Regions from separate parts of the Homo sapiens genome. Here region 2 is linked to region 1. Evidence: chromatin loops called from intact Hi-C (ENCODE). Cell type or tissue: right lobe of liver. All regions are shown on one strand. Links, peaks and the distances in the headings refer to the core of each region. The heading gives the core; the rest is flanking DNA. Region 1 has its middle 140 kb from the start of MAFB. Region 2 has its middle 19 kb from the start of MAFB.

What was found. Hi-C counts contacts between places; a loop is a spot of excess contacts. Peaks named below come from ENCODE experiments on the same cell type or tissue, not always from the same donor. Only the 100,000 strongest peaks of a DNase experiment are listed, where the experiment ranks them.
Region 2: it touches region 1 in a loop (4-fold over the local background); 2 of 110 quality-filtered maps call a loop at or near these places.

What each region holds. Positions count from the first base shown.
Region 1 is chr20:40,550,076-40,552,987 of GRCh38, reverse strand. No RefSeq gene overlaps it. Among named protein-coding and RNA genes, the nearest start is that of MAFB, 140 kb to the left of the region's middle. In right lobe of liver, for the core only: no CTCF peak of the experiment used is centred there; a DNase peak (open chromatin) is centred at 1,677; H3K4me3 peaks cover 230 bases; H3K27ac peaks cover 1,863 bases.
Region 2 is chr20:40,669,095-40,672,006 of GRCh38, reverse strand. No RefSeq gene overlaps it. Among named protein-coding and RNA genes, the nearest start is that of MAFB, 19 kb to the left of the region's middle. In right lobe of liver, for the core only: a CTCF peak has its summit at 1,580 (motif pointing left); a DNase peak (open chromatin) is centred at 2,086; H3K27ac peaks cover 1,059 bases.

The DNA of each region.
Region 1 (2,912 bases), core at 187-2,686:
AACTTTATGCAATAGCATTATCTTCATCCCCATTTTAAAGATCGAGCCTTAGAGAGGTTCAGGAAATTGCCCAAGGTCACAGAACTTGTGAGTGACAGAAGTGGGATTTGAACCCAGATCTGTCAGTCTGTTCAGCTCTATGTAGAGTCACTTACATCTAGAGTAAAAGCTCTTTTTAATTCTTTTTGTTTCTGATCCAGGCATGACTAAGATACAGTCTACTTTTGCAGAACCCATGAAAAAAATATGTCTACAAGACACTGGAATGTGACAGCTCTTTAGGGCAACATACTTTAGTACTTGAAGAAGCATCTTTTTTTTCTCATAAATTGTCTACGGGACATATGCTTTAGAACTTGAAGATGCATCTCTTTTCACATAACCAATTACAGAACTAATTACAAACTGTTTTTATCTGTTCATTAAGGTAGATATAATTAAAACAACATTTTGTTAAACTAGTTTGAGTGTGTGCTTTAAAGTAATTATTACTACTTTTATTTCTTTGAGATTCTTTCTAATTTGTCTTGGCTCTATCTCAGTCTGTCTCATGTTCTGTCTTGCTCTTTGCTCTACATCAGAAAGACTTTGGCCCTTCTGTCCTGCATTCCTGCCACTTTACCTAGCTAATTTCTACGCACCCTTCAGTTGTTCTCTTAAATATTGCTTCCTCTGGGAGGCCTCCCTTCCTAGAGTCCTCTGGTGTTTATTCCCACAGTGCTCCATCCCTTATTTTTATCTGTCTTATTATACTCAACAGTATATAAATGTATTGGCTGTATTTCTCACTACATCATAAGCTTCATGAAATCAGGGCTTAATGTTTGTGCCATTTTCTCTTGTGTCCCAAGTGTTCAAAGTAGTGCTTGGCGTGTAATAAAGTTAAATAACTATTGGTGGATTGATTAATGATTTGGACTGGTCTTTTCCCCTTACTGACCACTGTTGGATTCTAGACCTACATTAACTGGGTTACACACTTTTTTTCTGTCATCCACCCTCTACTTCTTCCTCCTCCCATTTTTTTGAATATGCACAAACACACAGGTACACCTTGACATGTACACACACACACACACACACACACACACACACACACACACGAGGAGCAAAGTCTTTTCAAATGTCCTCTTTGCCTTTAAGCTAGAGGCCCTTAGCCCTTGTTAGTGAGCTTTTGAGTTGGGATATAGAAGGAGAAAGAGGTTTCTATGCCACTTTTGGGGAGAGGCGCATTGCCTCCTGGGAGTATCTACCTTCTGAGGTGCTGGGCGATTATTTGTGCATATCTTCTGCAGATGTCCACCTCTGTCTCTGAGCAGCACCCTGTGGGAGGCCTTCTTTGCCCTGAAGCTCACAGCCTTGTACCCCATTCCTGCTTCTTTGCGGGCTGACGCTTGGGCTGTGGAGGCAGAAGCTGAGGCCATACCTCCTTCTCTCCCTTTCTCCTTAGTGCCCTACAGGTGTCTCCAGTAGGAGGTTCCCTCCTTCCAGGCTCAGCACTGCTGCCCAGAGAACACATGGCCATGAGCATGAGGCCAGGGTACAGTCCTAAAGGGGCCTGACCCCTGGACCGCAGCCCTCTGGTGCAATGCCAGGGTGGTCATTGCACAACAGGAAGGGAAATTCATATCATGGAGTTTAAGACCTTTGGCTGTGGAATCTCAGCTCTTGGAAGCAGATGTAGCTGGCAGTGGTGTCCTCTTGTGTCCCTGTTCCCAGTCTGGTTCAGCTCTTCTCCTTTCCCCCATTTATGCCCTGCCTTTGCCCTGAACCCTGCCCCTTCCCAATGTCCATGGTCTGCTCCACCTACTGTCCAGACCAATGAGACACCAGAAGAGGAAAGTCTGATGGAGGGGATGGGGGTGGAAAAGCAAAAGCCTTCACACCTAAAGGTGGAATTGCGGCAACCCCACAGTGCTTCAGGCAGCAGCTGCCTGGACTCCATGTGGAGCTGGGTGAACACCCTCATTTGTTTCTTTGTCCCCTCAGGGCACTGGGGTGTCTGGAGGGTGCCCAAGTCCTTATGCCAGCTGACCTTTCTGCCTGCCTCCTTGCTGCTTGCTTGCCTCATTTCTGTTCTCCAGTATCTCATCCATACCATTTTTCCTCAATAGCCCTGCTCCTTTGTTTGTCCCCCAATGGACACAGAGTGGGTTAAGACCTTTGGAGTCCACAGACCTAGGTTCAATGCCTGACTGTTTGACCTTGAGCATGGGACTTCCCTCTTTGAAACTGTTTCCTCATCTGTAAAATGGGCTTAACAATTCCTTTCTCCCAGGGTTGTAACGAGAATGAATTAAGGCAATGTACCAATTTAACATACATTTTCTGAGCACCCACCATTTGACAGTCATGGAGTGGGGTGCTGGGATTACCGTGGTGATTAAGACAGAATCTGGTTGGAAGGAACCTATAGTCTAAAGTGGCAGGAGAAAGCTCTCACAAATATACAAAGAGATACCCCAATAAATAAAGAGTTATAATTCCCATTGCACATTGAGGCTTGCTAAGAAGCAAACAGAAGGGAAGCAGTGAATAAAGGTACCAGGGTGAGGTTATCCTTCGTGGGTGAGGAGAGGGAAGGGCTGTTTTAGGAGATGGCATCAGCCAGAACCCTGGAGAATGAGAAGGTTTTCAGGACTGGGGACTAGTGGGACACATAGAGGGCCCTCCTGAGCACTAAGGTCCTGAAAGCAAGAAACAGTCAGGTGAGTTTATGGATCCCAGTGAGGGTCTTTGTGGCTTGGTATATGTGAATGAGAGTTAGGTTAGGAAAGAGTGAGGCTGAAGAGGCCAACAGGAGTCAAAATATGCTGGGTTCTATGGGCCAGTGGTTCTCAGGGGCATCAGCATCCACTGGGAGCTTGTTAGAATACACATGCTTGAGCCCCACCCATGATCTGCTAAATCGG
Region 2 (2,912 bases), core at 298-2,797, 120 kb before region 1:
ATGTAACATGGATAGAATCATGGTAATCTGGTAAAGTGGTAAATGAGAAATGAGGGGTGAATGGGAAAATGCACATAAAGCATAAACACAGTGCCTGGCACAGAGGGGGTGCTCATCAGCAAATACAGCCCGCTCTCTACCTTCCCCTCCTAACATCCTTCCCATCCTAGGGGAGTTCCATGGGACAGGAGATGGTGAGAAGCTTGAAGGGGACAAGGGGGCTAAGACATGCTCCCCTAAAAGCAGGGACAAGTGTGGGTTCCTCTGAGGGTGAGATTGAGGATGGGCCAGGCCTGAGCCCAAGGTCTGTTGAGGCCTATCCCTCTCTCCAGGGTGTGTGCTCACCATGCCCTTCCTGGTGTCCCTGGGATCCAAGAAGGTCATGGACAGGTATATGGGCCACTGCCCAAGAGTTTGAGAGTGAAGTGTATATGTAAGTTACTAAGAACACGCTCAGCTTCTGGCACAAATCCACTCATTCACTCATCAAACACTCGGCGCCTGCTCCACGCTCAGCCCTTCTGCACTCCTGACTTTGCTGATTCTCGTACAACCCAACCATAACTCCATGTGACTGTGAGTGGGGGCTTCCAGAGCCTGGGAGGTTTGCCAAGTCCTCCTGCTAAGTGGCTGAGCTAGGATTTGAACTGAGATCTGTCTCACCACAAGGCATGTGGTGATGGCTCCAGAGTCTCTGTCTTCCTGGAGTCTGGCATCTTGTGAGGGATGTTTGAGCCTTATGGAAACTCAGGGTGCAGGGTCAGGAAGGTGGATAAAGGACATGGAGTGGGAGCCAAGAGGAGGATAAGAGCTGGTGGGGAGGATGGAGCAGGCTTAGGAGAGGAGGCAGCCTTTGGGTTTGTCATCAACTTAGACAGATGGAGCTGGGGGACAGGGCTCTCAGTGGAGGAATTAGCCTGGGTGAAAGCTCACAGGTGGCAATGGAGGGAGTTTCCAGAACAGCAAGTAGGCCCCATGTGGCTGGGGAGTGAGGTGCTGGATAACTGGAACTGGGAAGCAGAGGCTGCACACAGGTCCTAAGGGACCTTGAGAGCCAGGGTAAGGAGCCTGGTTATCACCCTGCAGGGATGGAATGCTGCTGCCATATTTCTGCTGTGTGACCCAGCCCATGGCCACAGTTGTTTGGAGCAAGTTGGGCCAAAAGCCTCATCTTTCCTTGGAAATTGGTGTTTGAATTCTGGGTACTGGTCAGAGTGTGGTGGGAGCTTGAATGGGAAAGGGTGAGAACAGGAAGCCAGGAAGCCTCACCCAGGCCTTGTGCATAAGGAGCCACAGAAAGGCTCTCTGCAGAGAAGGAGGGGCAAAGCAGGCATGTAGAGAATGCAGAAGAGGTTGGAGATGGCTTAATGAAACTGTATAATAGAGTGAGCCAAAGCACATTAAAAATTAGTTTAAAAAGACCCCCCAAACAGAAAACAAAAACAAAAGGCAGAAAATAAAAGCAAGGTAGATGAGTCCAGATTGAACTAGAAGTGACATGATGACATAAAAGCTGTGTTGAGATGGGCCAAGAGTTGATGCTGGGCCTCCTAGTGGCCAATGGGAAGAGGGAAAAAAGATCAACTGTGAGACCCATGGTGTTTCTCAAGGAAAAGCAAACCCACTGCTCAGGAGAGATGTAAGTATTGCTGGTTCTGGGCTGGAAAGAAATTTCTCTGGCGGCTCGTCAAATACCTGGGCAGATTTTTGTTCAGAGGGGACATGGGTAGAAGCAGCAGAATTTACTCTGGGAATCAGAAGACTAGATACTGGTTCCAACATCATACATGAACTTGGGAGGTTGCTTAGCCTGTCTGAGACTTAGTTTCCTGTACTGTAACATAGAGGCACATGCTGTAGAGGGCCATGAAGGTGATCTGACAGATGCGATGAAGTAGCAGGGACACAGCAGCTAGTCAGTAAGGCTAGCCTGCTTTATTCCCTCCCTCCAAAAGCTGCCTCTCTTTAATTAAACTTTTTATTTCTCTTTTACCCTCTCCTGCCCTGGGCCAGCTCCTCCTAAGGTCTACTCACTGCCTCTGGGACCAGGACACAGCCAGGCTGCTGCTGGCATGGTGCCTCCTCAAATCAGCAGGGCCCATAGCTCCCTCCTGGGCCTGTGTCCACAGCTGACTGCTCTGCAGAGCCAGGCTCTGCCAGCCTGCAATCTCCTAGAGCCTCCTCTGTGCCCAGCCCTGGGCGGGGCTGAGAACTGTGCCCCCAACCCAGTCCAGCCCCCATCACGTGCTCCGTTAGCACCCTGTACACCTCTTTCCTGCACAAATCCCAGGAATAGATAAATAATTATCTGCTAGAACACACGTTTCACAGGACAGGGATGTATGGGGTGCCTGGTCAGCACTTGCAGCAGAGTGGGTGCTGTATGTTGCTGGAATGAATGAATGGAATGAATTGAGTAAAATTTTGTCATGGCTGGTCCTGTGGGGTCAGGAGATCGCTGTTTCCATTTTATAGTTAAGAAACTTCATTTCCACCTCTTTACCCATTTCTACTTGCCTTTCAGGCTACTGCCAAAATGTTATTCCCTTAGGAAGGCAAGGACTAAAGCTTTAGATTGGGTCAGCTACTCCCCACCTCCACCATGGTTAAACCCCCATGTTTCCAAGATTTGCTCTGATTCCCTTGTAGATATATTCATCTGCTGGGCACTGTTAATTTGGATTTATGACCTCTTAACTCCTAACACCACCACTTACATAATGTGCAGGGCCCAGTGCAAAATGGAAATAAAATAAAATTTTGTTTAAAAAGTATTAAGACATTCAAGATGGCCAAAGCAGAACATTAAACCAGGCATTGCCCTTTCTAACTGCAGAGTCCTGTGTGACTATGCAGGTCGCATGCCGGTGAAGCTGGTCCTGTCTCTGTGGCAGCATGGACATTGTAGGTCT